Regions from separate parts of the Mus musculus genome. Here region 2 is linked to region 1. Evidence: chromatin loops called from intact Hi-C (ENCODE). Cell type or tissue: heart. All regions are shown on one strand. Each heading gives the region's core, and the rest is flanking DNA. Links, peaks and the distances in the headings are about the cores only. Region 1 holds the start of Zfp146 (zinc finger protein 146). Region 2 holds the start of Zfp260 (zinc finger protein 260).

Region 1 (12,396 bases), core at 2,782-7,781:
AAGACACTGTGTGCCTGCAGGCTTTTTTGGTATTTTGTAATACACACCAGTTTGTTTGACACTTACATCTTCTTGGTAGCTACATTTAATGAGCTTCGCCAAACAAGCCCAGTCTTGCTCACGCTCTCTCTGCCTACATCTTGTGAATAAGATATTAGCTCTGAGCTACCACTCCAGCACCAGGCCTGCCTGTGGGCACACTCCCCACCAGGACAGTCATGGACTCACCCTCTGAAACTGTAAGCAAGTCTCCAACTAAACGCTTTCTTTAATGAGTTGCCTTGGTCACGGTGTCTCTTCATAGCAATAGAAAAGTAACTAGAACACAAATCATATCCCGCACGGGACAAGTAAAGACTGCATCTTGCCTAACATAAAAGCACCTCATGTGGCTCAGCAACAGTGCTTGGCCCAGCAGCTCTGGAGTCTCAATCCCCAGCAGCAGCCACAGCCACACTGTTTATATCAAATTCCAAATAAACACAAGGGTGTCCCCATCTCAATATTATTTAATATAAACAACACAGTAATCTATGCCAAGAAAAGAGTTAATAAAAAGCTAAAAAGCGCCAGGCATGGTGGCGTACGTCTTTAATCCCAGCACTTGGGAGGCAGAGGCAGGCGGATTTCTGAGTTCAAGGCCAGCCTGGTCTACAGAGTGAGCTCCAGGACAGCCAGGGCTACACAGAGAAACCCTGTCTTGGGGGGGGGGGGGCACCCAACAACAACAAGACACAAAAACTACAAAGCTTCCTATATTCTAATAACTATCGCCACATTCACTGTAGCACTCAGAAGGAATAACAGTAACAGTAGTAATAGACTAAAACTTCTGTAAAGACATTCAGGGTTGCTGCGATGGCCCTCTGTGCAAACCTGACAACCTAGGTCAGAACCTAGAACTCACATACACATGCAAGAAGAGATCTTACTGAGTTGTCTTCTGGCCCTCACAGATGGCACCTTGGCACCTGGGCACCCACCTATACACCTGGCACTCACAATAACGTTTGGGCTGTTTTTAATGTAAACATTTAAGACCCCAAATGCCACCTGAACAAAGCACATGCTCACGGATCGGAGTGTCTAACATCACAAAGATGCTGCTTTCCTCTAAATTATTTTGTAAACGTAATACAATCTCAATAGAAAATTTTAGGGGGGCATTCTCCATTCCTCAGAACTAGATAAGCCAATCCTAAAATTTACATGAAAAAAGGAAAGAAAGAGAGAGAAAAAAAGTAAGCCTATCATCCCAGTTACTCATGATCTGAGGCAGGAGCAGGCTGAGGGTGCCAGCATGCCTGGATTATTACAGGAATGCTGTATTAATGCTGTACGGGGGGGGGGGGGGGGTCCTGAATTAAGGCCCTCACACTGTCATGACAGGCACTTTACTGAAATGAACCAGTCTCCGGACCCTGGGTAGTTTCCATACTAATAACAATGAGCCAACCTCAAGGCCTAAATGTATATAACCTTGGTAGGGATTTTGGGAATCGTAAATCAGACTGTTAACTTGTTTACAGAGAAGCTCTCCTAAGTTACTGCAGCCCTGTGAGGGAGTTTTATTTTATTTTCAAGATTGATTGATTGATTGATTGATTATACAGAAGCACACCAGGTGCACCTCAGTAAACACCCTGTGAAGTTCCTTAGCAATCTTTTGAAGATAATAGCTCCTAATCTACAGGAACGTCTGTGACTCCTGCCGAGACAGTCAAGTGCCGCTCTTCTTTGACAAGCCCACGCACGTGCTATGGGACGCCTTCCTTTCTGGGTGCCCTCACGCCTCTTGACCCTTATGATTTTAAGTCTGTGTTAAGGTATCTTCAGGACGAGGACGTGTGTCTCAAATGGAAGACTGCTCGCCTAGCTTATCAGAAGCCGTGAGTTCAATCCCTAGCGCCACCGAAATTGGTTGTGTTGGCACACACCGGTAACTCTACAGGTCTGGAAGTAGAGACAGATCAGCCATAGCTACCACATAGCCAGTTAAAAGCCAGCCTGTGCTAAATAATACCCTGTCCCTAAAAACTTTAATAAACTCCAACTTTGGGGCAGGCAAAAATCACCAAGTAGAGGTGGATACTGAAATACTGAGTTTAATCTTTCTACCACCATAGTGGAAAGAGAACCAGCTCCTTCAAGTTGTCCTGAGTGCCTTATGCATGATGTGTCACTCGAGAGAGCACACATGTTCAGATAAATCGAGGAAAGGGAAGGGAGAAATGTAATTAAAATACAATCTCAAAAATCGCAGAATATTTTCTAAGTTGGAGTCACCTGAGTCATGGTTCCTAAAACAATAAGGAACTGCTCAGGCTGCTGCAGTTGACTGTGGAGCTCTGCCTCTAGACCTGCATCAGCTGACAAAGTGACCATGTTAGACTTCCTTTTAGGAAAACAGCACAGGGAACAGGCGAACACTATACACTGCCGAGCATGGCGGCACAACCCTGTAATCTAAGCACCCCGGAGGCAGAGGTGGAAGGACTGCAACAAGTTCAAGGCCAATCTGTCTGCAAAGCTAAGCTATACAGGGTAACCAGGATGACAGTCAGCTGATCTCAGAAAAAAATGGTAAATTAGTGCAAGTGAAAATATGGTAAGTTGGCTGAATTCACATTCAGTAGCTAAGTGTAATGGAACTTTACATTCCTGTAGTTGGTGGAAAGAGAATAGCTCATGGGCTCATGTATTTCAATAACTGGTCCCCTGTTGGCAGGACTCTATGGGAAGAATTAGGAGGTAAGGTCTTGTCTGAGGAGGCGTGTCACTAGGGGAGGGTTTTGAGGTTTCAAGACTCTGCTGGTGCCCAAACTTACACAGGCACAAACATAAATAAATGATTTAAGAAGCTGACTTTAGAACATATACTACACTCATATGTGTAAGTTATAAAGTAAATGGGGTTACTTGCCTTTGGCCTATCCATTCTAGTACCCCCTATCCCACAGTAACAATCATTCTGTGTGTGTGTGTGTGTGTATACACACACATCTATCTATCCTGAAGCTTTTTCCCCAATAGAAAGAAATTCAAAGACAGCTACCTTATTCCTGACAAGTCTATATTCTGAACCTTGTCCTACTATGTCTGAGACCTTTCAGTGTCTATATAAAGCTCCCTCCTCATTCTTCTGCACGACCACTGGATAAGCTTATTATCATAGGTCAACCGAACCATCCTTTAATGGATGAGCATGAAATGTTTCTAATACTTTTCTAGGCTAAACTTTGCTGTCACGAGCAAACTTGTGTCTGTATTGTTTCACTCAAACATAGTAGATACATTTGTAGCATCAATTTCCAGAACTGTGGGCTAGGGATATAGCCCAGTCAAGAGTCAATACACATTACCTCCAAAAAATTGCAACAAGCAAACCCTCACATTCTAGCTGCTTTTCTTTGGGGGATTTCTTGTCATTTTGTTTTTGTTCTTCAAGACAGGGTTTCTCTGTGTAGTTAAGGGGTCCTGAAACTCTGAGATCCAACTGCCTCTGCCTCCCAAGTGTTGGGAATTAAAGGTGTGTATGTGTCCAGCTTCAGTGATATTTAAAAAACTACTTTTGTTTCGTTTTTTTGTTTTTTGTTTTTACAATGTATCAACTAGTGGCAGCTATTCATAAATTTGAAAGCTACCCACTTGCAAATCTTAATCAGGTACTGCTTAACTTTTACCATTAGGAGAAAAGCCAAAGCTGCGGATGTCTTTAATGACTGCCACAGCAGGGAGAAGTAGTTTTTCACATGTGCTACACAATTCACAGAACTGTACTCGTGAAGGAGTTATGACATCTACGATATAGCACAGTAATCACTAAGTTTTTTTCAAAAAACTAAAAACATGGACCAGTGAGAGAGCTTGGGGGGGGGGGTGTGCAAAGGCGCTTTGCTTCCAAGGCTGACAACCTGGATTCCGACCCTAAACCCACATGATGGAGGACAGAACCGACTGTGGCAAGCATGCCCACACAAATAAATGTATATATATATATATATATATATATATGCTTTAAATGAGGAACTGTGCCTAACCTAAATCTAAATTAGACCCCTTAATCCTGGGTTTTTAGTGAAATGACGCTCTTCAAACCGAAACTCGAATTTGCCTAACAGCTCTATTAAAGTACCTCAAAAATCAGAAATGAAGTCTATGGCTGGCACCCCCGGGACAAACAATTCCAAACCAAATGTTTCCTTAATTAAGCATGACAGAGTAATCTGTATTCTACCTCCATTCATAAACAACCGCGTTTTAGTACACAGATCGTCTTTTAAAATCTAAACATGTTTACTAAGGCTTTCTGCACATATCACGAAATGCATTTGCGTATAAAACTCACCATCAATAAATACAGTTTTAAAAGTATTTAACCCTTAGCTTCATCCCACCTTTCAAGTAATCAAATAAAACGGATGCTCTTCGGGAAGATGGCCCCGTTATAATTATCAGCACTTTCGACTCGGGAACTACCGCGCAGACGTGATACTTCAACATGGGTCTCCTCATTGCCTCGTGAAGCATAGCCACCCACAATCCTACACCCAGCTCCACACCCACTCAATCATTCCAAATAGTGGGTCAAACTTTGCAGTCAAATTCGGTCTCAAACGCTCAAGCTTTCCTCAGAGGCCCCCACCTCCGCCTTCACCAAGATCCAATGCTCTTCAGCCCACTCCCTGAACCCCGCGCTACACCTCCAAAGATCGGAAACACTGCCCTCCAACCTCCCGAACCCACCGACCCAGGACGCCCAGATCCCACCTCCTACTTTGGCGCCACGTGGACACGACGGCCGTGCTGACCCGCGGACAAAGACCAAAATGTCCACTCGCTGCCCCTGCGTCTGCGCACTCAGGGAGTGAGTGAGCACTCCCAGAAGTCTCCGCGACATCTCAGGGCTTGTTCACTGAAGCCTAGCCAGGCTGTTGTCTATTATCAGCAATACTGCTTTTACGACTTTGGACTACACTTCCCACAAGGCACTGCGGGTTGCTTATCCGTCTCCCACGCACAAACCTGGCCGCCTCTTGTGATTTGGGGTTTCTTAGAGTAGATTGTTGTCACTTGGACCCAAATAAGCTCACGCCTGGTAAGATGTTTGGAGTGGGGACTTCCTCTTTGGTACTTCACGGGCGGCGTCTCAATAATACACTGAGCCCAGACCCCAAGGTGAAAGGACACCATCTTTGTCCGGGGCTGATGTGGCTATGGACTACGTTTCCCAGAGTCCATAGCGAGCTGACATTGTAGCTCAACTTTGATGAAACCTTTACCTTTGGCTGAAGCAGGATGCGCGCGCCTTCTACTGAGACCCAAGGTAAATGGTCTGGGGAGTACTGAACGGGGGTGGGGAACAGGCGTGTCCTGAACGGGGTTGTGCACGCTGAAGCAGGACTGGGCTGCGGGATTCTAATTGTGGTTTTGATTGTGGTGGTGACCGGTTGTCAGTGCTTACAAGTAGTGTGCTGTTGTAATCACCTGTCTCCAAGGTGTATATCTGATTGTTGCTGTGCAAACATATGTGATGTTATGTGTTCCGGGATCTTGTGGTTGTGGAAGTGGTATCCCGTGGTCCTGTAGTGTGTTGTGTGCTCGATAACCTTTATTCCTGGGGTTGTGTGGATATAGTTGTAGCTGTGACTGTGTATCTCTGGGTTAAGTGACCTTGTGTAGTACTGTGTGCAGTGTTCTGTGTCCGTGGCTCTGCGTCGGCAGTGCGTGAGTATCCTTGTGTTCTTGGAGAGAAGGGAGAAAGAAGGAGGAGGACTTTGTGACAGTGTGTAATACTGTGTGTATGCGGGTGTGGACTATCTTTGCTAAAGAGTGACTGGCCCCTGAGTGAATGTTCAGTTATGGCTGGATGATGCAGAGTACTGTGCCTTCTGCGTGCCACCATGTGTGATTGTGACTATGTAAGGAGGACCTTTAGGGATGTTAGGGAAGTGATTGTACCACAGTGGCAAGCAAACTGACTGGGATGCCTAGGTGGGTAAAGTTCTTGTGGCACAAGTCAGTTGTCATACTGTGTTTGTAATTATCCTGTAATCCAAGCTCCTACAGAATTCAGAGACAAGCATTTCCAAAACCTCTCAGATGAACTAGCTGGGAGTGTGTAGCAGTGATCAGACTACAAGGTAGAAGGCTAGAACCAACACCCAAGACTCTACTCTGCCCTCCACAAAAATGGCATTGCACACACATACCTGAATATGTGCACACACACAAAGTTAAAAAAATTATTTCTAGGGCTGGAGAGATGACTCAGTGGTTAAGAGGACTGGCTGGACTTCCAGAGGACCAGGTTTCAGCACCCATGTGGCAGCTCACAGCTGTCTGTAACTCTTGTTCCAGGGGATCCGACTCCCTCATACAAGCATACATGCAGGCAAAACACCAATGTACATACAATAAAAATAAAATAAATTATTAAAAATTTGTTTCTTAGAAAGTGAAGAGTTGGTGTGTGGATGTTTTCATGTGACATATCTTGCAGCAGCCAAATGTAGTGGGTCTGTGACTACTGTTTTGGCCCCAGCAGGTGCCGTAAAGTTTGGGCAGATTCTGGCCCTGGACAATAGTGACCTCAGTTTTACAAGGTGACACTGAGTTTGGACTGAGTGCCCAGCCATGTCTGACCTCCATCCCCTGAACACCAGGATAGAAGAACAGCTATCCAAAAGTACCCTGCTCACTCATGTTTCCTTTCTTCCAACCCTTTTCTAAGAGGATGATGCTGAGCCAAGACTATACAGCTCAGTAGTTAACTATTGACTGTCCAAAGCCAAATTCAAAAAGCATCCCATTTTATTCTCCTTTCCCTGAACCTTTTTTTTTTTTTTTTTTTTTTTTTGAGGGAGGAGAGGGTTTTTTTCATGAAAGGGTGTCTTGGTTAGGGTTCTACTGCTGTGAACAGGCACCAAGGCAACTCTTATAAGGACAATATTTCATAGGGCTGGCTTACAGGTTCAAAGGTTCAATCCATTATCATTAAGGTGGGGAGCTGGGTGGTAGTGGCGCACACCTTTAATCTCAGCACTTGGGAGGCAGAGGCAGGCAGATTTCTGAGTTCGAGGCCAGCCTGGTCTACAAAGTGAATTCCAGGACAGCCAAGGCTATACAGAGAAACCCTGTCTCAAAAAAAACCAAAAGCCAAAACAAAACAAAAACAAGGTGGGGGCATGGCAGCATCCAGGCAGGCATGGTGCAGGAGGAGCTGAAAGTTCTACATCATCTTCTGAAGGCTGCTTAGAGAAGACTGACTTCCAGGCAGCTAGGATGAGGGTATTAAAGCCAACACACACAGTGACACACCTACACCAACAAGGCCACACCTACTCCAACAAGGCCACACTACCAAAGAACAAGTGCTATTCCCTGGGCCAAACATATTCAAACCACCATACAGGGTCTCTCTGTGTAGCCTTGGCTATCCTGGAACTAACTCTGTAGACTGGGCTGGCTTCAAACAGAGAACTAACTCTGTGTGTGTGTGTGTGTGTGTGTGTGTGTGTGTGTGTGTGTGTGTGTGTGTTTGCACGTGATCTGTGAGCCTCTGTAATACAGCCCTAGCATTCCCTCTGTTACCGAAGATCATTAGTTATTCTAGTGATTTAAATACACTCTGTCTGGAGCCATTTCCACCTGTATCTCTTGTTCTTTTATTTTCTTCCCATGGTGGGACCGGGCAGGCAAGCACAAGATTCTTGCTATGTTACCCAGGCCTGAGATCTCAGATTCAGAACTGAGCTTGTCTATCAGTCTGTCAGTGTACTGGGGGCTTAACTCCTACTTTTCCAGGACTCTATTTATCCGGAAGAAGTCAGAGTAGATCAGAATGGCACGGCCCATCAGGTAGCTTGAAAGTTCATTTTATTTATGTGTTTGTTTGTTTTGGCTTTTTGAGACAGGGTTTCTCTGTGTAGAGTCTGGAACTCCCTCTGTAGATCTGAAACTCACAGAGATCTGCCTGTCCCTGCCTCCCAAGTGCTGGAACTAAAGGGATTGTCTACCACTGCCCAGACTTTGTTTTCAGGCAGGCAGGCAGGCAGGCAAGCAGGCAGTTAGTCAGTTGGTTGGTTGGTTGGTTGGTGGTGGTGGTGGTGATGTGGTGTGCAAGCTGCTGTACAGTGTGGAGGACTGAGAATGGTAGCAGGAGTCAGTTCTCTCCTTATATCACGTGGAACCCAGGATCAAACTCAGGTCGTCAGATTTTGCAGCAGGTGACCTTACCTGCTGAGCCATCTTTCCTAGCCCCATAACTCCTCCTAACCCTTCAGAACATATGAACACCTGTCCTCTTTATGCCAAAATGTCTGCTCTCGGGGAGCGAGTGATGGGTCCCCAACCCCATCGGTGGCTCCCTCTTCTCAGCATCATATACAGTGTTGTCACAGAGGAGCAGAGGAAAGGAATACCTTCTCTTGAAAAAGATGATAGCTTATTTTCTCATAACCATTAATGGGGACCACAGAGGAGACGACGGTCTTTTCCAGTGACTTTCCTATACTGATTTATTTCACTCCCTCTTAAAAAACAAAACAAAAGGAAAGAAAGAAGAAGCCTATTTCATGGGCTGGAGAGATGGCTCCCTGCTTGGGGACACTGGTTTTACTTCCAGAGGCTCTGCATTCGTGTCCCACACCCACATGTTGGCTCTCAACCATCGAACTGCAGTTCCAGGGGATCAGAAGCCCTGATCTGACTTCCACAGGTATCAGGCACGCACATGGTGCACAGACATACATGCAAAACACCCATACACATAAACTAAAAACCATATTTCCTGCTGTCAGAAACGGTATACAAAACATGTCTGTCACACATACAAAAACATGTCCCCCATAAGCTGATTATCATGGTGCACGCCTTTGATCCCAGCACTTGGAAGGCAGAGGCATGTAGATCTCTGAATTCAATCAAGGCTAGCCTACTCTCTAGAGTTCCAGGACAGCCAGGACTACACAGGGAAACCCTGTCTTGAAACGTCCCTCTCTCCCTACACAGAAACCAAACCAAACAAACAAAATCCCACATGTCTATCGCACGCATATGGTATGAGAAAATAAACACCGATATATTCGCCACCCAAATGTGCCATCTAACATCCTTACAAGTGGAGTGACTGCTTTCTATTTGCATGCAGCCATTGATACTTTTTTGGGGAGAAGGGTTGTTTTAAGATGGGTTAGCAGAGGCTGCTTGCTAACCCGGCTGTGTGTGTAGCCAAAGATGACTTTGAACTCCTGCTTATACCCCACTCTGCCAAGTTCTAGGATAATAGGTGTACGTCACCACACCCGAGCATGGTCTCAGTAACTTATGGGACCCTGCTCAGCTAGATTTTGTTTATTTTCCAGTCTGAATGTGAATCAGGAGAGTCCTGCTCCTCAGAGGAGAGTATTGATTGACACTTGATCATGTTCTTAGCTTGTGGTGCAGACCGAAAGCTAGAGCTTCCCATATCCCATGGTGCCTTTCTTCATCTCTGCATTGTAAAGACGTTTTCCTGAGTAGATCAGCTTGGGAAACCTGAACCTTTTCATCAGTTATGGTCTCACTGGAAATGGAACAACTAGCCAGTCTCCAGAGGCAGAGGCAGGAGGATCTCTGGGTTTACATAGTGAGTTCTGGGCCAGTCAGAGTAACACAATGTAACCCTATCTCAAAGAAAATGAAAAGAAAAAGGGAGGAGACAAATATATTTGTTTGTCTTGCTTTGCTTTTGTTGCTTTAGATTTATTTATTTATTTATCTATTTTATGCATATGAGTACACTGTCACTGTCCTCAGACACACCAGAAGAGGGCATCGGATCCCATTACAGATGGTTGTGAGCCACCATGTGGTTGCTGGGATTTGAATTCAGAACCTCTGAAAGAGCAGCCAGTGCTCTTAATCGCTGAGACATCTCTCCAGCCCAAGATACATATTTATAAGTACAGCCATCGCTACATAGTGAGATCCTGTATCAAAAATTAAAGAAAAGAAACAATTAATTCACTAATAGTGTGTGAGTGCGTTGTTTCAGGGGACAGTGATCTTTGGGGTTGTGGCTGTAGAGTTGTCTGGGGAGTGGAAGTGCATGGAGCCTGCTCAGAGGGACTTGTACAGAAATGTGACGTTGAAGAACTTCAGTTTCCTGGTCTCACTAGGTAAGGCCTAGAGCACCCAGGACCACATAGGAAACGGGACATCCTGGGACCAAAGCAACAGAAGTTTGCTGAGCCATCTCAATCTTAAGATGAAGGCAGGCTGGTCCATCACCTGCCTTGCCTACTTGCAATTAACATCGATAATAATAAATATTGTTACTATTTTGATTCCTTGGAGACCAAAAGCTAGGGTTTGAATTTTAATTATTTATAAAAAGGCTCTTACCACATTTATTTCTGCGTGATGGAGGAGATGGTATAAGTGTACCACTGAATGCGTCTTGAGGTCAGAGGACATCTTTCAGGACTTGGTTCTCTCTTTGCACCATGTGGACCCTGGGGATCAAACAGGTTGTCAGGCTGGGCAAGAACTTTACCCTGCTCAGCCATCCTACCAGCCCTAGAGTTTGAATTTTATTTTATCTTATTTTTTTATTTGTTTGTTTGTTTGTTTGTTTTGAGACAGGGTCTCCCTCTATAGCCCTGGCTGTCCTAGAACTCACTATGTAGAACAAGCTGGCCTCAAACTCACAGAGATTAAAGATATGTCACCATGACTGGCCAGAGTTTGACATTTAATGTTGGTTATTATTTCGCCTTAATGTGTGTGTGTGTGTTTATAAGGGTGTTGGATCTCCTGGAGCTGGACTTACAATTGTGGGCTTCCATGTGGGTGCTGGGAATTGAACCTGGATACTCTGGAATAGAAGCTAGTGCTTTTAACCACTGAGCCATCTCTCCAGCCCCCAGAGTTTGAAATGTAAACAGTATAATCATGCTTCATTTCTTCTCCCATTAACAGGACTTGTCATTTTTAAGCCTGATGTCGTCTTCTTATTGGAGCAAGGGAAAGAGCCATGGACGGTTACAAATTATATGACAAATCCTTGGCACCCAGGTAAGTAAGACCTGGCCTTGCTGGAGAAGTCATGGGGCTAACAGGACAGTGTGGTAGCAATACAGCTGACAGCTGTCACCTGAGTGATTGTCAGGAAGCCGACAAAACCTGCTGTAGAATAAAGGCCTGAGTTACAGAGAAGAGCAAGGACTCTGTCAGCATTGGCCAAGCACATAAGATTAAAATAATTAAAAGTATTCTGTATTAGATGGTATTTACTTCCACTGCCTTCTATCTTCTGTTGTTGCTAACTTAGGTAGCTATAAATTCGGAAAATATTTCATGCATATTTATTGTTTTATTTTACTTTATGTGTATGGGTGTTTTGCCTGCATGTGTGTCTACACCATGTACATGCCTGGTTCCCCAAGGAGGCCAGAAGAGGGCATTGGATTCCTTGGAACTGGAGTTGCAGATGGTTGTGAGCCACCATGTGGGTACAGAGAACTGAATCCGGGTCCTTTGGAAGAGCAGCCAGGGCTCTTGACCAGTGAGCCACCTTGTACATGGATGTAAGGACACAATCCGTAAGAACAAGAAAGACCTCTTCTTTAACATCTTTATTGCATGAGCTGTCTGCCTCGCTCACTTTGACCTCCCTCAGCCAGAACTCCAGCTCTTTACCCTCCAGCACCCTGCCTGCCTAGCTCAGGAACTTGCTCGACGCACGCCATGCCATGCAGGAAGCCTGTTCTGCTGCAGCTGCGCCTCCAGAGAAGGCTGCTTCCTGCTTCCGCGGTGTTCTTTTCCTTTTTGTTTAAAATCCCTTCCTCCTCGAGAGTCAGCTTCTAGGTGCTGCGCAGTGTGGGTGTGCTGTCTGTCAGCTCATCGTTCGATGTGCCACGGACAACATCATTGATCTTGTTTTGCTGTTATGATCCAGGAAGGTTCTCCACCTCCAGTCTCTGGGCATTGTACTTTGTATTGCCTCCTCAAGCTCCGACAGGATATATGCCAATGGCCAGTGGTGTTGACAGCACGTTGTCCCAGCTCAAACCCCCTCTCATGGTAGAGTTTTCTCTTGCCCCACGTGTCTTGTGCCAGTTGTCTCACAAGATGCCCATCACCTGTCACTGGCTATAAAGAGCTTTATTTTTTGGTTTTGGTTTTGGATTTGTTTATTTGTTTTTCGAGACAGGGTTTCTCTGAATATCCCTGGCTGTCCTAGAACTCACTGTGTAGACCAGGCTGGCCTGGAACTCAGAGACCCACCTCCCTCGGGCTCCTGAGTGCTGGGATTAAAGGTGTGTCCTACTCCAAACAGCTCTTACACAATTTTGCAGTTAGTACAAGTCTGTTCACTTGTCACCCTTATTTCCAGCTGTCCCTGCTTTGCGC
Region 2 (12,396 bases), core at 3,897-8,896, 76 kb before region 1:
CAGAGATCTACCTGCTTCTGACTCCAGAGTGCTGGGGTCAAAGACCTGCACAACCATACATAGTTTAAAATTAAATCTTTTATTTTAAATCACATTTTAAACCTTTTTTGGGGTTAGAAGAGGGTGTGGGAACTGAAGCTCCTGCATCCTACTGTAAAGGTAATTATAACACATCTGCTGTGGAGGCGCACGCCTTTAATCCCAACACTCTGGAGCCAGAGGCAGGTGGATCTGTGAGTTCAAGTCCAGGTTGGAATACAGACTAAGTCCCAGGCCATCCAGGGCTATTCAGTGAGACTTTGTCTCAAAAGAAAAAAATTAAAACAGACATGGCAGAATGTTTATAAGATTAAAAGTTAGAAATACTCAAATGTCTACTATTTGATGAGATGAATAAGTGCCATATACTTCAGATGAATTTTGCAGATAATGGATGGAACTTGAGAACATCATCCTGAGTGAGGTGACCCAGAGTCAGAAAGACATGCACCGTATGTACTCACTGATAAGTGGACATTAGCCATAAAGTGCAGGATAACTAAGCTATGATCCACAGACCAGAAGAAACTGGGTAATAAGGAGGTCCAAGGGAGGGTTTGAGAATCCCACTCAGAAGGGGAAACTAAATAATCATCAGAGATGTATGGAGAGAGGAAAATGGGTAGGAGAGGGGGTGAGGATCGGAACAGGGATGGCGATCAAGTAGGGAGGGCGAGAGAGGGCTGGGAGAATGGAAACCAGCGGTGGGAGGGGGGGCATCTCTGGTGACTAGCTAGAGCCTTGGGAAGGAAGAGGCTACAGGGAGCCTATGGGGTGACTTTAGCTGAGACTCCTACTAGAGGAGAATTATAGAGACTGATGGGGCCACCTCCTGTACCCAGGCAAGACTTCCAGAGGCAGGGGGACGGGACATCAATCCACTCCAAAAATCTTCAACACAAAATTTGTCTTGTTTATAGAAAGTGCAGGGATAAATATGGAGCAGAGACTGAGGGAACAGTCATCCAATGACTGCCCCAACTTGAGACCCATCCCATGTGAGAGAAACTAATTAACTCTACTAATGATACTCTTGTGCTTGCAGACAGCAGCCTAGCATAACTGTCTCCTGAGAGACTTCACCCAGCAGTGGATGGAGGCAGATGCAGAGAGCCACACTCATCAGGTGGAGCTTGGGGAGTCTTGTGGAAGAGTATGGGATAGAAGTGAGCAAGCCAGAGGGGTCAAGGATACCACAAGAAGACCCAGAGTCAACTGACCTGGGAGCATGGAGGTTCACAGAGCCTGGGTCACCAACCAGGGAGCATGGAAGAGCTGGACCTAAGCACACTCCCCACCCCACGCCTACACGTTTGTAGCAAGTGTGAGCTTGGTGTTTATGTGGGTCCCCCTAAGAAGTGGAGCGGGGGTTGTCTCCATCTCTGTTCCCTGTCATTGGATCACCCCCTACTTCGACTGCCTGATTGTGCTTCCTAGACCTGCTGGGACTAGGTGCCCCAGGGAGGGGTGGTACCCAGAGGGACTCTCCTGCCCAGAGGACAAGGTAAGGGGGAGATGGAGGGAGGGATTTGTAAGGGTAGGACTGGGAAGCGAGGAAGGAGGGTGGCTGAGATTAGGATGTAAAGTGAATTTTTAAAAGTAAACATTAAAAACAGTTGGAAATACTCATATGGCTACCCTTAATAGTCGAGATGTATAAATGCTTCAGATCCTGAAATATCAAACAGCACAAAGACTCAGTTAAGCCGCTATCCCACTTAACACGGGGAAGTCCTACACAGCTGTCCAAATAAACAAAGTAAAAGACAAAGAAAAGCATGATAGCTCACAAATGAACCTCTAAAATGAGCAAAGGCTAAAGAAGAATGCACGCAAGATACACATTCAAAACTTCACACTCACAACCCACACACAGACCCACAACAGAGACACTCGGCTATCGGAAACCTACCTACGAGAAGACAGGACTACCTACTAGGGGCTCAAAAAGTAACTTAAGCACAACTTCACTTTTACCACACAGAATCCACAGGTATCTGCGCCTGCACTGTGCTGCACGTGGTCACAACATCACACAGTCGCACGCCCCTACAGAGACAGAACACTCACCCAGTCAGCAGCTCTCCACATCCACACACAATGCCGCACGTGTCCCCAGCTCGCTCCCTCCCACTCACCAAGGGGTGGTGGCCGCCACGGTGTTAGCAGAAACTGATGCTCATCACCAGTCCAGCCCCTTAGCGCCGCGATCACTGTTCACAAATTAGCCGCACAATTCCGACTCCTCTGCCGCACAAAGCCCAGCCTCGGCGTTCGCCCCGCCTCCTCCCGGGTTCCGCACCAAAGGCCTTCCTTGCAAGCTGCCAAAGCCCTGCAATCCTTCAGTGCACCTCCCCTCTTGCCAGCAAAGCTCTGAAGTCACGCCAGGCGCGTGATCTTCCCGCGAGAAGCCAGGGAGCCCTCTGGGAAATGTAGTCAGTCCGAGGGAACGCGGCAGACAAGATGGCTCCCGATGGGCGGGGCTTCTAACGGTCCCTCAGTGTGGTGGACGAGCGGAGGACACCCCAAATAGAAACGCATCCTCAGGATACATGGAACCCTATATCAGCTTCCACTACTGCATTTAAAATCATTCAAAAAAGTTAGGAATCTGTTGATTTCCCGGACTTTTGGTATTATCTGTAGAGGATAGACTGCATCAGGAAAGGGGCGGAGAACTGGTAGGGGGCGGAGTGTGATTTGCATAGTAAGCATAATCATGCGGCTGAGACTTCTAGTAATATAATTCAGTGCAATACGAAAAAAAATATATTGAAGGGGGAAAGTTATCTCAATTTCTCAGAGAGCTAAGCCTTTGCTTGGCCACCTCTAGCGGCCGAGTTTCCCCCCGCCCCAGAAGTGTGCAGGAACAGATCTCCTCCGCAGATGTGTGACTTGTTCTGGACATGCATTTGGCTTGGTACTCATTAGCAGGTCCTGTAGGTTGAAAGGGTGGATACCAGGACCACACCTTGGATTCCCACATGCTTCTAATGCTAGCCCGCAGGAGGAGCAGGAGGATCAGGGTCATCCCTGGCTACTGAGAGGTAGTTACATTAAAAACTACAGTGGAACACTTGGAGAAAGCATCTTCCTTTGAAGTGATTTCCATAACCAATAAATATACCTAGTCCAGGAGATAACAAGTCAGTCGGTCTGAAAAAGACATTAAAGTTGGGGCTAGAGAGATGACTCAGCGATTAAGAGCACTGGCTTCTCTTCCAGAGGACCTGAGTTCAATACCCAGCCACCACATAGTGGCTCACAATCATCTATAAGAGGATATGATGCCCTCTTCTGGCCTACAGATGTATATGCAGCAGAGCACTCACATTAAATCTTTTAAAACGACATTGAAGTTAAAAGACTACATCTCTGTATAAATCAAGATTTTCTCTTCAGAAAATAGGGACAACACGGCTTACCTCACTTCTCTGTTAATTGCAAAGCTGCCACAGTCCTAACGAAATAGATACTATAAAGACATGAAGATCTTATAAGGATATGAAGTTACCCAGAATAGAATGGAGCTGAGGGAGAGCTGCCGGTAGACTACCCCAATGATAACGGGTATACTAACCAGGCATGTTAGAGGGAAGTGAAGTTTGGGATTGCTGGGTGCGGAGATTTGAATGAGCTGGCTCATAGGCTCATACATTTGAATGCTTAGTCATTAGTTTATGGAACTGCCTGGGATGGGTTAGGGGATATGGCCATGTTAGAGGAGGTGTGTTATTATTGGAGGGTGGGCTTTGAGGTTTCAAAAGCCCATACCAGGCTCAGTGTGTCTCTGTCTCTCTCTCTGTCTGTCTCTCTCTCTGTCTCTGCCTCTCTGTCTCTCTCTGTTTTCTGCAGAGACATTGTAATTCCTAAACCAATGATGACATCAGCCACCTATTAATTTCCCACACTATTATATTATCCTGATACTGTTTTTTCAGTCATCCACGATTTTCCCACTGACCTGGGATACTGCCACAATAAATTACCAATGCTCCGTGAATTCATTCATGTTTCTAGATTCAATATTCTGTTCTGACCTCAAGTTTAGACAATCTTATCAACAAAGAGCTTGGGTTGGCATAATGATGTCTGGAACCCTGCACTGGGCTACGGGGTAAGTGGACCAGAAGAAACTTGAGGCCAGCTTGGGCTACATAGGGAATTTAAGGCCATGTTAGGCTATGTACATTCTACAAATTATCTATATACCAAAGATATTTTTGCCTGTTAATTGCAAACCTTTATATTGCTAATATTATCTCAATACAGTTCATAAGTTTTAGAAGACCATTCTGATTGGAATCACTGGACTCCTAAAATTAGAATACTAATAATGAGCCAGGCAGTGGTGGCACATGCCTTTAATCCCAGCACTTGGGAGGCAGAGGCAGGCAGATTTCTGAGTTTGAGGCCAGCATGGTCTACAGAGTGAGTTCCAGGACAGCCAGGGCTACAGAGAAACCCTGTCTGGAAAAAAAAAAAAAGTAAAAAAAAAGTAAGACACAACTATAATTCCTAAACGTATAAGGGGCATCAGGAGTTCAAGGCTATGCAGGGCTTTGAGGCCAGGCTTGGCTATTTGAGCTCGTCTCAAAGAAATAAATACAAAACAAAATTGTAAAAGACTGCCAGAGAGGTAGCTGAGTTGGTAAAGTGTTTGCTGTGAGGTGGGACTTTCTGGTTTCTCTGACGACTCAATTGTGCCAGGTGATGTTTTTCCGGAAGCTCCCTTATGAGAGGGCACGTGATGTTTTGCTGAAACCAGACTCTTCAGAAGGCACATAATGTTTAGAAAGAACATAAATGGAACCCCACAAACAGTGAGAGGATGCTCTTGCATTCCTATTCCGTACAAAGCTTCGCTGGTCTTCACTTTGTCGAGAGAAATGCACCAAAGAACTTCTCGTGGTATTCCGGCTGCTCCTGGCTGCTCCCTCTGATTTGGGCCAGTTGCAGTTTCTGCTGGATCTTGCCGCCACTACTGATTCATTTTTGGTGTTTGCTATTGGCCTGGACTGCTGGAATCCTGACAAGGAAGAGTGGGATTGCCCCGAGAAACTACTTCTAAATGGGTCTGTGACTCCCTTTTCCTATTAACCTTTCTCCCTTGCTTCTGGTCGGTGGATTAGAAGGGAAGTTGAAGTGTTTAAGAACCCTAAATAAAGTAGGTTTTGAAAAAAAAAAAAATCTAAGCCCGCAAGTAGGCTGCCTCTCCTGAAGTCAGGGTTTCAGAGAGCTGCTTCTTATTGGCTCTTGGAGTCCCTTTTATGGGGAAGGGTTAGGGTTGATAGAAAATAGGTGTAGAGAGCTGGAGAGATGGCTTAGCAGTTAAGAGCACCGACTGCTCTTCCAGAATTCCTGAATTCAATTCCCAGCAACTCACAACCATCTGTAATGGGATCTGATGTCCTCTTCCGGTATGTCTGAAGAGAGCAACAATGTACTCACATACAATTAAATAAATAAATAAATAAATAAATAAAGCTGTAGCTATAACTGGCTGTTAAAAATCTGGACAGAAGGGGGGGCTGGGCTCAAGGCTGTGTGTGGGGTGGGTGTGGGAATGTATCATGTAAAAGGGTACCTGGGAAGGTATCTGGTAAGACATATTGGTAAGCCATAAGGACAGTCATATATTCCAGGATCAAGAATTTAGCTCACAGTTCACGGTGGCACCTTTTTGGTTTCACACTGGGCTGTTTGATAAGGAGAGAGGCAGAAGCCTAGAGGTCAGGAGAGCAGAAAACCAAGCATGGTGGACAAGAGGTCAAACGGGCTAGATTATATAGGGAAGAGAAGCTGGGGAAGGGACAGCCCAACTCTGGTGGGAGATTTCAGGGTAGGAGGCAGGGTAGCCCAGGACAAGCACAGGTAGCCAGGCCCCACCTCTATACTAATCTAATGGCCTGGCCCAGTCCCTTGATGTGCAAGAGTATTCAGGGCCAGCCTTCTAGACTGTTCTACCACTGAGAAGGCTGTTTCCAGCCCCTTGAGATACAGACAAGATCCACTCTATAGAGGAAAAAAGGGCGGGGGCGGGGGGAAGAATCCCAGGCCGCCCTGGAAGCCCCGCCTCCTTTCCCCCCAAACCCTATATAATGCCTGCCTCCTGTTCTGTTCTTTGTTGATTCTCTCCCAAGCAAAGGCACCCAACTTCTTGAGGCTTTCCTAATACATCTCTCCCGAGGTTTGCTGTAGGGTGTGACTTTGTGGTATTCCTTGGCTCCCAACTGTAGGATAGCTTTCCCTTTAGAGCTGTAACACCTTCACCAGGCCATCAGCTGCTTTGATATGTTAACAGGCATCTCAGCCATTTGCCCCAGTTTTGGGACCTAACACTCAGGTAACGCATTAACAAACCTCCCACAGGACCCCACAACTCACCTGCATACTGCTTTCCACATTGTTACACACTGTCACAACCCTAGGACATACGGCTACAAAAATTACAATTTCACAATAGTTCATTTTCCTGATTGTTTAGTCTGAACCCAATTATCAGTCTCAATTCCAGCCTGGCTTCAGTTTGTGATACTGTAGCAATCGCTTCCTTAACACCAGAGTCTGATACAACTCTCTGCAGAGCTGCCAACTATCAGCCTGAGATGCCTTCTGGGAAATGTAGTTCAGCAGTGCGCCACGGTGGCCAAGATGGCGTCCTCTCCCGTAAAACCCAGAGGATTGCGCCTTACTGGGAATCTCGCCCTGGAGGCAAGGAAAAGCCTATTCTGTGAGTTTAAGCTGCACTCATTACACACCTTGGCACACCATTGTCCTTTGCGGTAACACAGTGTAAAAGTGGTAGTATCTGAGTTCCAACCTTTTACTACTTATCCACTGGGAAAAGTTCTCGGGAGAGTGGAGGGGAAATTAACTAGAACCCCTGAGACTTCTGGGAAATGTAGTTCACAGTTAAAAAGAGAGCGAAAGAGAGAGACTAGAATGGAAAAAGATCCTCTAGTTCAGAGCCCTGGTGGGCAGAGACCTCTGGGAGTGCTAGCTCACTGAAGGAGTGCGCAGGCGCAGGCTTCGTGGCTCGCCATCGTCGCCTTTGTCTGGGTGAGTTTGATTTCGGGGTCTGTAGGACCGGGATTTTCCCAGACTGAGTAAAGGCAAAGGAGCTGTGGGGGAGGGTTTACCCACCTGCCCGGGCGAGGATGCCTGAAGGGGCGAAAACGCCTACTGTGATGGTGGAGCTGAGAACTTGGGTGGATGGGGGCTGGGGAGATCAGAAACCGGGGTGGGTTTGCGGGCGGGGTGAGCATACGTGTAAGGGTGTGTTTTGGTTTGTTTCGAGTGAGCGAGAAACTGGTTTCAAGTTTGTAAAAATACAGGGGTGGTTTTCTAATACATGTCGCATTTATTTTAAAAATAAAAACGAGGTGTTTTTTTTTCTTCTGGAAAACAGGAAAGGGAAAAAGATAATTGAGTGAGTAGTTTTAAACCTGGTTTTTAAAAATCAAAACAAGTCTACAGTAAAAAAATGAAACCAACGTTCCTTTGAAAAATATTCTTTGTAACAAAGATTTCCAATAACTCGTTATTGGATGCCTACACATCTGTAGGCATTAACTTGCTACTTGGAAAAACCAGATGAGCTAGTTTTGAGTAGTCCCAAATTTACGGACTAGCCCTTAGAATGTACTTTTCACTGCTGCAGATGGGATTGAATCAGTAAGGTAATTAATTGTCCCCCCTTTAGCACAGAGAGGTCAAGAAAGCTATTTAATTTAGCACTCTGATTTGTCAAAGGACAGGGCTCGTGTGTGTGTGTGTGTGTGTGTGTGTGTGTTGCCTGAATATATGTGTACGTGGAACCTGCAGAGGCCAAAAGAAGACATTGGATCCCCTGGAACTGGAATTATAGACAGTTGTGAGCTGGCATGTGGGTACAGGGAGTTGAACTAGAGTCCTTTGGAAGAACAGCCAGTGTTCTTATCCACTGAGCAATCCCTTCAGCTCCAAATTAAGACTCCTAATTTGTCCAGATTTATCCATACCAAGTAGCTTTTGTTAACATACAGATTTTCTTCTGAGTAGTTTTTGGTCAGTCTTTAAAACATGACAAACAACAAAAAATGGTCTGCGTTCATAGTCCTGCTTGTCCTGGAACTCTCGAGATAGGCTTCCCAAGTGCTGGGACTAAAGGCATGCGCTGTTATAGCTGGCTCATCATCGTTTTGCTTTCATTTCTCCCTCCTTCCTTCCTTCCTTCCTTCCTTCCTTCCTTCCTTCCTTCCTTCCTTCCTTCCTTCTGAGTCAGGGTAGTCTCAGTGTGGCCCTAACTGTTTTGGAATTCGCTCTATAGATTAAGCTGCTCCAAACTAGGATGTTCCAACTGCGTCTGCCTCCTGAGTGCTGGGATTAAAGGTGTGCGCCACCTTGCCTAGCTTGTCACACATCTTTTTAAAACATGTTTTTCTTTTCTTTTTTCTTTTCTTTATTTTCTTTTTTTTTTTTTCCATTAAAGAATTTATTTTTAAGCCGGGCATGGTGGCACACACCTTTAATCCCAGCACTTGGGAGGCAGAGGCAGGCGAATTTCTGAGTTCGAAGCCAGCCTGGTTTACAGAGTGAGTTCCTGGACAGCCAGGACTACACAGAGAAACCCTGTCTTGAAAAAAAAATCCAAAAAAAAATTTTTTTTTAATAAATTCTTTTTTTTTTTTTTTTTTTTTTAAAGATTTATTTATTTATTATATGTAAGTACACTGTAGCTGTCTTCAGACACTCCAGAAGAGGGAGTCAGATCTTGTTACGGATGGTTGTGAGCCACCATGTGGTTGCTGGGATTTGAACTCTGGACCTTCGGAAGAGCAGTCGGGTGCTCTAACCCACTGAGCCATCTCACCAGCCCTTTTTTTAATAAATTCTAATCAAGAGTTATTTATGTGTATGTGAATGCTCGAAGGTTGTGGGCATGTTTATGAATGCCCTTGGAAGCCAGAAGAGGGCATTAGATCTCCTTGAGAGCAGTCCAGTGTGGCTGCTGGGAACCAAACTCCAGTCTTCTGGAAGAGCAAGCAGCAGTGCTCCTAACTGCTGAGCCATCTCTCCAGCCCCTTAACAATTGCAATAAAGTGAGATATTATTAAAGGGTCAACAATTTTGATAAGTAAGAAAAAATTTCAAATTAACAAGGAAGATACAACTTCTTTTAGTGTGTGTGTGTCTACATGTTCATGTGGGTATATGCATAAGCACTCGTGAGTGCACACATGCATGTGTGCATGAGTATGCACATGGGAGTCATAGGGCAGAGCACTTGTGAGTGCACACATGCGTGTGTGCATGAGTATGCACATGGGAGTCATAGGGCAGAGCACTTGTGAGTGCACACATGCGTGTGTGCATGAGTATGCACTTGGGAGTCTTATGGCAGAGCACTTGTGAGTGCACACATGCGTGTGTGCATGAGTATGCACTTGGGAGTCATAGGGCAGAGGTGGAGGTCAGGTGCCTTCCTCCATGACTCTCTACCTTACTGTTTGTGGCAGGCAGGGTCTCTCACTGAATGTGGAACCCCCTGAGTCCATGAGTGTCAGGGATCCACTGCCCTCTCCTCCATGAAGCTGTATGGCAGCGTGTGTGACTTGTTACATAGGTGCTGGGACCTCGATTCAGGACCCAGTGCCTTTACTAGCAGGCATCTCTCCACCCCCAGCTTGCTTTCGTTACCCTTCTGATAGCGATGTGCCTAGGACTGTGGGATTTTTTTCATCTCTAAGGACTTCTACTGCTAGGTTTCTCTAGGTTGCCCTGGCTGTCTGGAAACTTAATATATAGACCAGGCTGGCCTTGAACTCAGAGTGTGTGCAACCACGCTCAGCTGAGAGCATCAAACTTGTTATGTCCATTAGTGTCATACTGATTACTGATAGCTCCTTCTTGAAGGTGGCCTCCACCCGTTTCCCCTCTGTATTATCTGATCCGTAATTCACAGCACAGCACAGCACAGCACAGCTATAGCTTGTACATCTCCAAGTAAGAGAGTAAGCCTGCCCTTTCATTACTATACCCTGGAAATCAATTATTCTTTTTTTTTAAAGATTTATTTATTTATTTCATGCATATGAGTACACTGTTGCTATCTTCAGACACACCAGAAGAGGGCATTTATGAGTTTGAGGCCAGCCTGGTCTACAGAGTGAGTTCCAGGATAGCCAGGGCTACACAGAGAAACCCTGTCTCGAAAAACCAAAAAAAAAAACAAAAAAAAAAAAAAAAAAAAAAAAAAAAACACTCCTGGCTTCTCTCTCTCTCTCTCTCTCTCTCTCTCATGCGCACACGCACAGGCTGAACCTCACCACGTAGCTGAGAATGACCTTGCACTTCTGATCCTCCACTCTCCTGAGTGCCTGCCCATATCAGTTTATTTCTCTTTACATTGTGTGTGTGTGTTTACATGTGTGCATGTCTGTTTTTCAGTGTGTATACTTGTTCTTCATGTGTGTGAGCTTGTGTGGATGGGTGGGGTGCATGTGCACAGGAGTGTTCATGCATATGGATTGGCATGATGTGGAGGTCCTACATTGATGTCAGGAGTCACCATCATCCATCGATTTCCCACCTCACTTATTAAGACGGGGTCTCAGTCACACCCACAGCTCTTAGACAGTCTTGTGTTTCTAACCAACTGGCTCCCAAGATCCCTTCTCTGCCCTTTGAAGCTGGAATTACAGGCAAGCCATTATGCCCCCCTGACAGGTAGGGATTCTGGGAATCCAACACCCATCTTCACGTTTGCCGGCACAGGTACTTTAAGCACTGAGCCTTTCCCCGTCCCTCTATTTGCTTTTTTTTTTTTTTTTTGAGACAGGTAGCCAAGTCTGGCCTCAAACTCTCCATCCTCCTGCCTCAGTTTCCCAAGTTGCTACTATTAGAAACATGCTACCATACCTGACTTAAAATGTTGTTGAGGCTGGGCGGTGGTGGCACACGTCTTCAAGCACAAGTCTCGGGAGGTAGAGACAGGCAGATCTCTGAGTTCGAGGCCAGCCTGGTCTACAGAATGAGTTCCAGGACAGCCAGGCCACACAGAGAGACTGCCTCAGAAAATAGAACAAAACCCCCACCGTGGTTGACAGTAAAATGATAGGCAGCAGTTTGACTTCAGTTGGGAGCAAGGGCACCTTGATACCCACTCGGAAATCATGTTCAGATGGCCAGCTTGGGCAGACTCTGAAAATGGCGGTGTCATAGTTCCTCTGTATAACTTCATTTCTGAAAATAGAATACCATCTGTTACCCACATCTGAAGAACATTTTGATTTTAAGTAGAATTACGGGTTTAGTCTAAATGCCAAGTACAAGCGCTTGGCCCATCTGTTTTGTGCGCATGCGCGGACTGAGGCGCCTTTGTGTTGTCTGCACAGTCCCCCTTCCTGTGTACTCCCGAGACCGGAAGTTTCTCTACCCTCCAGAGCTCTCTTGAGTGCTGAGGCTTCGGTCTGACTTGCAGCCGCTGCAGAGATAACGCCTGAGTCCTGAATTGCTTTACCTATTGCAAGTTAAAAGTCTACAGTTCAAACAAAAACCCTGACTGTCTGAGAAGCAGCATCAATCTGCAGGTGAGTGAAACCTTTATGTAGTGTTCTCAGTGTCCTTACAGCTCCAGTGAGAGTTTGATGATGACGATTTATTATTATTATTATTATTATTTATTATTATTATTATTATTTGGGATCAGCTTGTCCCCATTTGGAGGGACAGTTGTTGAAAATTCCTTAGGTCAGTGAAATTTCCAGACTTCCTCCTGACTCCGTTTTCTTTTCCATCGCCTTCTGCAGGACTGGTTGCTCTTCTAACTTCTATGTTGGGTACCAGCCCCTCTGCTTCATTTGCCGACTTAATTTTAATAATTGATACAGTATCTAGTTCCAAGGGGATCCAGGACTCTAGTGCCCATAGGCATCTGCACTTGTGTGCAAATACACAAATATGTAAGATAGATAAAAAAAAAAAAACCCTTTACATCTGTACTGAACATATAGATTTTATTCCCTTATTATTACTCCCTGACCAATACAGTATGGCAACCCTTTGCCCAGGATTGCTACTGGGTATTATATGTAACCTAAAAATGATTCAGCCGTTTTAACTATATGAGAAGATATGCACAGATTGCTTGTCAGTATGCCATTTATACAAGCAGCTAAGCGCTAATAATCTAAGATACTCAAGGATGACTCTGTAGACTCTCTCCCTAACTATTCTTGCTCATTTCTTCCTTTCCTTTCTTTCGGGGGGTGGGGGTGGGGTGGTGTGTTTTGTTTTGTTATTTCAAAACAGGGTTTCTCTGGCTGTCCTGAAACTCAGAAACTCACTCTTTAGACCAGACTGGCCTCAAATTCC

What was found. Hi-C counts contacts between places; a loop is a spot of excess contacts. Peaks named below come from ENCODE experiments on the same cell type or tissue, not always from the same donor. Only the 100,000 strongest peaks of a DNase experiment are listed, where the experiment ranks them.
Region 2: a loop joins it to region 1, with 10 times the contacts of the local background. A loop is called at or near these places in 12 of 42 quality-filtered maps.

The regions. Positions count from the first base shown.
Region 1 is chr7:30,164,889-30,177,284 of GRCm38, forward strand. It overlaps Zfp146 (zinc finger protein 146), which reads right to left and starts at 4,853. Exons shown (of 2, transcript NM_011980.4): 1 at 4,771-4,853. It overlaps Gm5113 (predicted gene 5113), which reads left to right and starts at 4,987. Exons shown (of 3, transcript NR_157376.1): 1 at 4,987-5,326; 2 at 10,963-11,058. In heart, for the core only: no CTCF peak of the experiment used is centred there; a DNase peak (open chromatin) is centred at 4,913; H3K4me3 peaks cover 3,151 bases; H3K27ac peaks cover 1,860 bases.
Region 2 is chr7:30,088,111-30,100,506 of GRCm38, forward strand. It overlaps Zfp260 (zinc finger protein 260), which reads left to right and starts at 6,966. Exons shown (of 3, transcript NM_011981.4): 1 at 6,966-7,101; 2 at 11,418-11,612. Zfp566 (zinc finger protein 566) reads right to left here and starts at 2,400. Exons shown (of 4, transcript NM_152814.2): 1 at 2,178-2,400. In heart, for the core only: a CTCF peak has its summit at 6,997; DNase peaks (open chromatin) are centred at 6,681 and 7,051; H3K4me3 peaks cover 2,714 bases; H3K27ac peaks cover 2,342 bases.